2 separate regions of the Mus musculus genome follow, and region 2 is linked to region 1. Evidence: chromatin loops called from intact Hi-C (ENCODE). Cell type or tissue: left cerebral cortex. All regions are shown on one strand.

The links. A loop is a pair of places that touch in the nucleus more often than their neighbours do. Peaks named below come from ENCODE experiments on the same cell type or tissue, not always from the same donor. Only the 100,000 strongest peaks of a DNase experiment are listed, where the experiment ranks them.
Region 2: a loop joins it to region 1, with 2.2 times the contacts of the local background. A loop is called at or near these places in 2 of 42 quality-filtered maps.

The regions. Positions count from the first base shown.
Region 1 is chr8:14,445,016-14,450,015 of GRCm38, reverse strand. All of the region lies in intron 3 of Dlgap2 (DLG associated protein 2), which reads right to left. Among named protein-coding and RNA genes, the nearest start is that of Gm26184, 170 kb to the right of the region's middle. In left cerebral cortex, no CTCF peak of the experiment used is centred here; a DNase peak (open chromatin) is centred at 2,532; H3K27ac peaks cover 1,260 bases.
Region 2 is chr8:14,379,111-14,384,110 of GRCm38, reverse strand. All of the region lies in intron 3 of Dlgap2 (DLG associated protein 2), which reads right to left. Among named protein-coding and RNA genes, the nearest start is that of Gm26184, 110 kb to the right of the region's middle. In left cerebral cortex, no CTCF peak of the experiment used is centred here; DNase peaks (open chromatin) are centred at 1,105, 1,287, 2,210, 2,448 and 2 more places; H3K4me3 peaks cover 2,522 bases; H3K27ac peaks cover 1,781 bases.

The sequences.
Region 1 (5,000 bases):
TAACAGATTCTTTCCCTGGTGTTTTGTAAACTTGAAACCTTCGTAAAAACTTCCTTTGATTTTCAATCACTTGTGTTTTCTAGGTCACCATTTTTTTTAAGAGAAAATCAGACTTCTGCTGGCCTGATGAAGAGAGGAAGACAGTGTTGCTTGGTAAGGTCAATATGTATAACCTACATATAGTTAATATGTATAATGTACACATAGCACAGCACATATAACCAGAAAGACAGATCCAGTTCATGAGTGTCTGGAGGTGCTCTAGTGACTACTCTAGTGGTGGGAGGCTGCTGGTGCCCTTAGAGAGAGCACAGGTACTCAACTGGAATGGAAGAGCCCGTTGTCAAGGAAGCTTGGGGCAGCAGAACCTGAATATTTTGGCTTACTGGACGAGAGAAGATGGAACTTGAGAACTTGGGAGAAGGTCTGCTGGTCTAAGATGAGATGCCTTAGCTCTCAAGTCCAATGTCTGCTCTACCCTGGAACCCAAACCCTATACCATTGTGCTAGCAGAGGGAAGACAGGCTAGAAGAAGACCCTAGAAGCATGTTGAGTGCACAGCTAAGGAATCTAGATGGAACACAGACAGGAAAGAGCATGGGAGATGAGCTAAGGAGACCAGAGCTACAGAAGCAGAGAAGTGGCAGGAGGGAGGGAACAAATGGCACCGTGTCAGGAACACAAGACTTTTGTAGTCAGAAGCCAAGTGTCAGGGGAGAGAAAGCAGCCAAGGCCCTGTAGTAGATGCCTGGTCTATAATTTTGCAAACATCCAAAAAGGAGGCAGCCCCAGTCACATGACATAAGGGACAAAGTCTGAGGTAGGTACCTGGGGAGCGGAAAAGATAAGAACTGGGCAGCAACAAGGCAGAGAAGCTCGGAGAGGTTCCAGTTGAGAGCTTCCAGGCTCTTCTCTCAGCATCTCACCTCCTATGCATCCTATGTGTTCTCACAGAGGTGAGGATGACAGTATTTACCCTCAAGGCCCAGGTCTCTCTGTTACCATGTATGCCATGGGGTGATGGGAGCTAGACTAGACCACAGAGCCTCAACAGCCTTAGGACCTGTGCACTGAAAGGGGTGGACTCTGATGTGTGTGTGTGTGCTTGTGCATGTATGTGTGCTCGTGTGTGTGTGTGTGTGTGTGTGTGTGTATGTAGAAGATGACTCTTGTATGTTTGTGTGCATATTGTGTAGGTGACTCTGATATGTGTGTGCATGTATGTGTGTGCATGTATGTGTGTGTAGAAGGTGACTCTTGTATGTTTGTGTGTGTATGTATGTAGGTGACTCTGATATGTATGTGTGTGTGTAGAAGGTGAACCTTGTATGTTTATTTGTGTGTGTGTTTGTGTAGGTGACTCTGATATGTGTGTGTGTAGAAGGTGACTCTTGTATGTTTGTGTGTGTATGTGTATAGGTGACTCTGATATGTATGTGTGTGTGTGTGTAGAGGTGAATCTTGTATGTTTATTTGTGTGTGTGTGTGTGACTCTGATATGTGTGTGTGTAGAAGGTGACTCTTGTATGTTTGTGTGTGTGTGTGTGTGTGACTCTGATATGTGTGTGTGTAGAAGGTGACTCTTGTATGTTTGTGTGTGTATGTGTGTGCATAAGGTGACTCTTATATGTTTGTGTGTGTGTGTGTGTGTGTGTGTGTGTGTGTGTGTAGAATGTGACTCTGGTGTGTTTTTGTATATGTGTGTATGCAGAAGGTGACTCGTGTGTGTTTGTGTGTGTGTGTGTGTGTTGTGCATATGTGCATGTGTGCATGCTTGCACTCGCAGGGGCAGAAGTCTCTGCCTTCTCAGAGGAAGGGAAGGAGTTGCCTCCCACTAATGACTATGACCTTCTGTTGGGTGTAGCCAGTGCACATTGTGCTCAGAAACTTCAGCAGCTGAGTGTCACACGGAGACATGACTAACAATTGGATTTTGCCAGGTTACACTGAGAACAATTATATTAAAGCAAACACGATCAGCAGATGAAGCATCCCTGTAACTGCCCCTTCTGTTCCTCCTGCCCTTGCTCTCAGCTGCTCACCTCCTGTGCCATTCCAAGTCATGGAAAGCTATAGCAATATCCACTCTTTGTCTCCTTGCTCCACAGCTGGTGACACTGGGGGCCTAGCCTGACGTCAGCCATGGAGGGGGCAATTACTTCAGGACCACGGGTAAGCTCTGTGAGTTGGCACCCTTTCTGGGAGCCAGCAATTCCCAGCATGCAGGGTTCCTCAAGGATCAGAAGCCTATGTGTGACCCTTTGAACAACAGGGAGCTCAAAGGAACCAGCTAAGTTTCTCATTATAAAAATCACCTGCAATGCAGCTTTTACACCCTGGAAACCCATGGCCTCGGGATGTTCCTCTGTCCACATGCTGAGACACCTCTCTTCTACATCAGGTTCTGTGTATGCCCAAACAGAGCCTTGCCTAGGGAGTGACAGCCAGGCTATGCTCCTCCCTGCTCTCTGCCTAGAGATACAAGGGCTGGACCTGGAGGAGTCATGGTTGCCTAGCAACCTGCCCACACTCCATCACAAATCTGCTACCTTAAATATCCGGCTGCCACAGAGGCTTTTTTGGAAAGTTCCGCTGAACATTTTTAGACTCAAGTCTAAGGTTGCCAAGTGAAGCGAACGCAGATGCTGGGGAGCTGCACAGGACCCTCCACCCCATAGCAGCTCCTCTAGCTCTGTGCTTCATGCAGGGGCTGGGGAGCTGTGCAAGGTTTCCCTCTCTATAGACAGACAGACGGACAGACAGACAGACATACACACACACACACACACACACACACACACACACACACACACACACCAGCAAGGCTAGTGCCATGTTCCACATGGGGCAGAAAATTTTGCAGAAAATGTTGAGGGTTCCAAAGTGCTATGGAGGGATATCTTTAAGTATCTCATGAAGGCATTAGTTCAAGAGCCCATGTGCTTAGCTGAGGGATGTTTTCAGAAATTATGATGAGCTGATTACTGCTGGACCTGGCAGACACTTGACAAACCAAGGATGTGGCCAGCCCTGCTTAGAACAGGCATCAAATACACAAATGGCTCAGGAGCCTATGCTGGCGACAGCTCTAAGAGGAAAAAGAGGGTGAGGTGAGCGCTCACACCAAGGGGTTCAGTCCAGGGCAGGCTAATCAGACGAAGGATGAGGGGTTATTTTAAATGACAGACATCTGAATTATTTTGATAAGACTAGCTAATTTCTCAAAAATGAAATGAAAATACAGTAACTATTTTAATTTTATGTGTCTGGTTGCTTCCCCCTGCATGTTTGTATTGCACAACACGCATGTAACACCCATGAAGACTAGACTGGGAATTGAATTGGAACCGGAGTTAGACAATTGTGAGTTTCCATGTGGGTTCTGTGAACCTAACCGAGGTCCTCTGCAAAAAGATCCGACCTCTCAATCAGGCAGTGAGAGTTCCTTTTGCTTTCTCTTGCAGAGGTGCCTGAGTCTACAAGAAGAGAAAGGGGAGGAAAGGGGACAGATGAGAAGAAAGTGCTAGGAACACTTGACAGAAATCAGAGGCACAATCCATGTGACTCCCAGGGCCTTGGATGCCAGCACTACTGTTCACAGCACTAATGTTGTTCTGTTTCCAATGTGTGCTAGGCTGTGTGCACACATGTAAAGCAATAATTCAATATGCAAGACCTGAAAGTTTCTCTCTCACCCACACAGTGTGGCTATGTGAGCTGGGCCAATATGACCAGTAACAGCCAGCTGTCTGCTCTGTCATCACAGCAGTGGCTTGTATTCACATGGGCTCCAGAAGCCTGTGTGGCTTAGCTGTCTACACCTGTGTCCTAGGGAGCAGAATGGAGAGAGCTAAACCCTGCCCCCTATGTCTACACTACTCACAGCCGTAATTTGTCCCACTTAGTAGTATACCTGTGTCAGAATCAGACTGGTCCTGCTTTAGGGCCAAGTACTCAGAAGTAGGAAGCAAATGTCACGTGGGTCTGATCCACTGGGCTGTGCCCTTGGACTTGGAAAAGCAAGCAAGCAAGCAAGCAAACAAACAAACAAAACAAACACCGTTATAGGCATAGGAAAATCACCAGATTTGACCTCATTACTCTAAAACATAGACTAGACTCAGTTGTAAGCAGGCTTAAGTTATAAAGGGGTGACGGGTAAGATCAGAGGAGACAGGAAGCTCTTGACCCTCCTCTACTCTCAAATCAAAGTTAGATACCAAGCAGGAGACCGTGCATCAACGTCCATGCACAGGTGTGAGGAAAGGAACTTACACATCCTTTGCTATCAATGCCCCATCTCCTGACAGGATGAGGCAGAAAACTGTGACCCCTGAAAGCCATGAGCTTTTCTGAGCAATCTTAGTGTTTTCAAGATGCTTTGTAGTCACGAAAAGCATCCAAAGGAAAGCAAGGCTTTCTTCTAATACAAGTTGACAGGAGACATCGAGCACAGGCCACAGTAAAGAAAGGAGCAGTCATCAATCTTACCATGTTTACCCCAGAAAGCAGGTGCTCTACCAAAGGTGGATCTCTGGACAGAAGGCCAATCAACCCAAACCCCAGAACAGGAGCGCTCTGAGTGTGTCATTGTAATAAAAGAAATATTTAAAATCCCAGCCTGGGGTTTCTACCTGCCTTTGACCATTTATGTTCGCAGGTAAAAGGCACACACACACACACAGCCTTCATAGTTTTAAGTATGCCTCAGGCAACATAATAACAAGATAGCTGCCTGCCCTTCATGCTCTTAAAATCTGTTTCCCTATCGATTACACCAAATTATTACTTACTATTTCTGTTTCATCTGGGCTACTCTTAGCTCCAATTGGCGAGCTCACATGGCCATGTTTTTTATGGTTCAACTGACCCATGATGGCTCTCCTTTCTCCTCTCCTGCACAGTCTTCTTCTACCCCATGGCAACTCTCCATCCCTCTTTTCCCCTCTGCTCTGTCCTCTAAGCCTGCCAAAACTCAACCCCACCTATTTCTCTTCTCC
Region 2 (5,000 bases), 66 kb after region 1:
AGAGGCCTCAAACAGCATCACAGCAGGGCTGTGAAATGTCTGCCAGAGACCTGTGTGCACATGCTGTGGTTACATGTGGGTGAACACTGTCACAAAGTCATACTTCATTTCTACTGCCCCACCTTCTGCTTTAATTATATTGAACTGATTCGATTTAAAAAAAAAAAGTACACATTACTTAAATACACTTAGCACTGAGTAATGGATACATGTAAAGGCGGGGTTTAAACTTAGGGAAAGAGCCAGTGGCCTGCTTCTCTAGCAGATGTCTAACTGTGCTGTGATCTAAACGTCTCTCTAGGCTTACTTCCAGCAGCAACCTTCAACTTGGGCTACAAATCCAACCAAAGGCTGGGACATCCATGCAGTACTGGGATGTCGAGTGTGGTCCTGTGAGCTCTCTCGGGTGAAGGGCAAGGGTGATGGGTGGTTGTGGGTAATAAAATACTTGTTGCTCGATGAAGCATAATTTAAAGGGCTGGGTAAAGTCGAATGGACTGACCCTCACCTGGGAATAGACTTAAGGCTACAAAATTCCTCCTGGACACTGAGCTCCTGGAAGGTGACAGACCTGAGCTCTGGGGATAGAATTATGAATGAAGCAGTCGATATCCACCTGGAAACGCGGAAGCCAATGGCAGCTTCCCTCTGGACATGCTCAGTCCTTTGCAGCGTGCAAGTCCTCCCTGTGAAAACTCAGCCATTTATAACGGGGAATGTGTACAGCCAGCGACTACCCAGATGCGGAGGCAACAACAAGTCTCTTCGGTGCCCGGAAGGGGCCAGATGTGGCCAGATGTGGCCGTGCTCTTTGGAGAGGAGTGTTTCCTTTCCAGAGGGAAAGCAAGAATAAAACGGAACATGTCAAGGCAGAGTGAGAAGGAAGTGTGCGGAGAAAGACCACACCAGGCACACCTCATCTTCATCCCTGTGGCTCGCTCACCCAGAGGAGGCTGGGGACCAGCCACATCAGCTGGACCAGCTACACAGTTCCTCGCTGCAAAGGGGAAAAAAAAAAAAAACCTTCCTGGCTGGTGTGAAGCAGTTGGCTGGGTTCTCAGAGCTCCCTGTCAGACTGTGCACTCCAAAGCACGCTTTATTCAAAAGCTCAGCAAGTCCATGACACTTGCACACCATCTCCTCCTACAAAGCCAAGGAGGGCTACTTGGGGTAAGCGCGAAATTAGTGCTTTGGAAGGGGCTTTGGTTATAAAGACCGGGCACAGACAGCTCTTCCCAGCGGGTGTCCATCCCAGCACCTCTCCCCTCTTTCATCCTATTCAACTGCAGCTGGGAAGAGCTCAAAACCCTTTACTGCACTCAGCCACACAAAGGAAGCCCTCTCCGCAGGCTTCTCTCTCTTGCTAGCCTATGAAACACAGGTTTAATGACCTAAGGTCCCTGGATTTACTCATTCCCAGGGGATCACGGAACCCACAGCCCAGTTGCCACATCTTTGCTGAAATAAAAGGAGAGCCAGCCAAAACAGTGCTTGCATTACAGACTGCTCCAGTATCTGGTGACTATCGAAATGATGGTTAATTAGAGACAGAACTTGTCTGCCTAGGACAATGCTATGGTCCTGGATTGCTGTGCAAGACCATCTCCCCCAAGTCCCCCCAGAGAATGGAGGATGCTCCCTGGATTGCAGTGCTGTCTCCTGGCTGTCACTACCATCTATCAAGACATGAGTATTTCACTTACGAAAGCAGTACAACCCTAGGTCTATGAAACAGAGCAATGAAAGAAAAAAAAAAAACATAAAAAAAAAAAAACATGCTGCAAAGTACAGAGAGGTAAGCAGCTGTCGGTTTAGCTGGTCGAGTGCTGATCAGTTAAGTATCATTTCCCAGAGGCCACGGAACTAGTAAAGTCTACATCCAAGACACAGGGAAAGTGAGAAATGAGTCACCTTTGACTTACCGAAGCGAGACTCCTGCTGCACGCCTTGCAGCATCCGAATGTGAAGTGCAAGGCAGCTCCACAGCAGATGGGAAGCTATGCACGCAGAGGCACTTCAACCTCGCTGCAAAGGAAGGAGGAGGCCAGGGTGACCAAGTGAGTGGTCACAGCTCCAGTCAGCCTCGGCTTGGACTAGGCATCCACGGTACTCTGCAAAACAGGCACACTGCAGCACGGTGGCGGGCATAGGATCCCTATGCATGTCCCATATATTCAAGCGTAATAGAAAACATGGATCTGGAGTGGATTCCATGTGGATATGGGGGCTGCCTGGCACTGAGCGCTAAACGCAAGCTCTCTGCTGGTAACAAAATTAGCCATGGAGATGGACGCCTTGATTAGAGCACAGTGCTGTCCCCCGGGACAGCAATTACGGAGAGCAGGTGCTCTGTCTCTTGCTCTTTCAGATAAATGCCTATAATCTCATTTCACAAACGATCCCTATTTAGACAGGAGCCACCTATTGTGATGATATCATTTGCTCTAGTAGCCATAAATGGGCAACTTCCTACGAAGCGTCACAGAGCTGACGACACAGGTCTTCATAAAAGTGAGTGGGCAGGGTGTTCGGAGAGGCCCGTCTACACGAGCAACTCATGCTGAAGATTCCAAGCGCCCTGGCATCTGAGAAGTTGCAGGGGAAAGAGGCAAGCCTTCCACTCCAATCTTTCAGTATACCGGACTGGGCTAAGAACCAACTGTAAGCAGGAGGGGGAATGGGAGGGCAGACCAGAGACCGCTGGCATCTACACATCCTTACACCTGCTTCAGTTGCAGGTGTCCTGGTAGAAAATAACCTGATCACTTATGTTTGAAGTACAGAAACTCCACCCGAGGAGGCAAACATTACACACAAGAATCCTAGTAGAGTTAAGGGTGTGATCTGGTAAAGATAATGAGAACCTTATGTGCCCAGTGGATGGCCAAAGGACTATGCCTAAAACCTCATAATAGCAAAGTAACTTTCTCTAAAAGCACATGCAGAATAACCAAAGAGCTTGGGTTTATTAGAGCTTTGGATTCCTCCACCGACATGTCTACAGAGACAGTGGCTGGTGATGACCAAGGATAAGAGAATAGCCATTGAGCCTGGCCACTGTGCAAATACTGCAGGAGACATTCAGAAATACTGTCCTAGAAAAACCTCCCTGGATCTCCCTGAATTACTCCAGTGGCCTGACAGCTCACTTGGAAAAGGCAGGGTTTCTGCTAGACAATTCACTATTCATAGTACTGGCTTAGGACAGGACACACTATGTTTGGACCAAATTAGACTAACATACTCCTTTAAAGTACGTTGTGGCTCAACCATTTAAGCTGCAAAGTTTATAGTGTGCTGCTACTGGTCTGAGGGAATGTGCTTCCGGACCCCAGTGGGGAATCTGTGTTGAGGTTACTCAGTGTAAAGGAGTAGCCACAGCAAAACCTTGCTTTAATATTCATGATATGCGTACAGTAAATCTGGGCTGGAGAAATAACCCAGCAGTTAAAGAGCACCAACTGCTCTTGGAGAGGTCCTGAATTCAATTCCCAGCAACCACATGGTGGCTCACAGCCAGCTGTGATGGGATCTGATGTCCTCTTCTGGTGCATCTGAAGACAGCTACAATGTACTCATATACATAAAATAAATAATTAAATATTTTTTTAAAAAAACCCAGTAAACCAATACAGATCTTCTTCAGTCTGCCCCATCAACACAGCAGGTTACTGGAAGGAATAACTAACTATACATACATATGCTTCCTCTCAGTGGACACTGAAGACCTCTTTCAGGAAAGTAAGCTCCTGCAATAGGATGTGCTCAGCAAGGAGGTTGCCTTCACCACTGGAGTAGGTTAAATGCCTTCCTCCACGCCCACCCTGCAAAGCTATGTCCACTTGGGTCCTCAGAATACCATATTATTGGAAATAAGTCTTTGTAGACATAATTATGGACCTTGAGATGAGATCACTCTCTAATTAGGGAAGACCAATGACAAGCATCCCAGGACACTGACATCAACGTGAAGACAGGCAAATTAACTAGACTGATGGTTCTATAGCCAAAGAACACCAGGATCTCCAGTCACCACCAGGTTGTGTAAAGAGGCGTGGAATGGACCCCTAGAAACTACAGAATGAACCATTCCCTCAGCTTGTACCTCACGTTCAGAGTCTGGCCTCCAGAGCCAAGAGAGAATTAGTACCTCCTGTCTTGGTCACCAGGCTACTGGCACTACTCCCTGCTAATCACTCAGCAGTCCATATCAGGCTCTGGAGTATCTCATAATGATACCACAGAGAAATGATGCAAGCGGGACTCAGATCTGGGATCTACACTTTGTTCACTAAAATGTCTTATCAGTGGCTCCTTGCTCTCTAGATGTTTCCTAGTTCATTGAAGACCACAGAAGTAGAGTCTCCAGTCATTAAAACAACTGACTCAAAGTCCAAAAAAAAAAAAATGATAGCTAATGCTATGTCCCTCTCCCCTGCTTACTAATGGAGTACATTTCTGCTTTACCTTCTTCTGGTGTTGTATCATTGCCCAGAATCCATGGTTAATGAATCCACCCACTACAGTTTCCATAAGTAGAAAGGACCCCCAGATAATATTGAAGTGGAAGGGTGGGGCCTGAGGTAATGATGAAGTGGGAGAAGGAGCTGAAGTTATAATGAAATACAAGATCAAAGGCTGGAGAGATGGCTCAGTGGTTAAGAGCACTTACTGGTCTTCCAGAGGTCTTGAGTTCAATTCCCAGCAACCACATGGTGGCTCACAACTATCTAGAATGAGATCTGGTGCCCTTTTCTGGTGTGTGGGAAGACAGCTACAGTGTGCTCATATAAATAAAATAAATATTAAAAAAAAAAGAAATACAGAGTGAGACCTGAAATAATGCTTACATGGAAGAGTGGAGTCTGGGTTAAGAATGACAATGGAGAGTGGGCCTTGGAGTAATGAATAAGTAGAGTAGAGGCACCTGATGTAATGACTTTACTCCAGGCTGTACCCAGGGATGAAAGGGTACAGCCTGGGGTAAAGTTGACACAGGT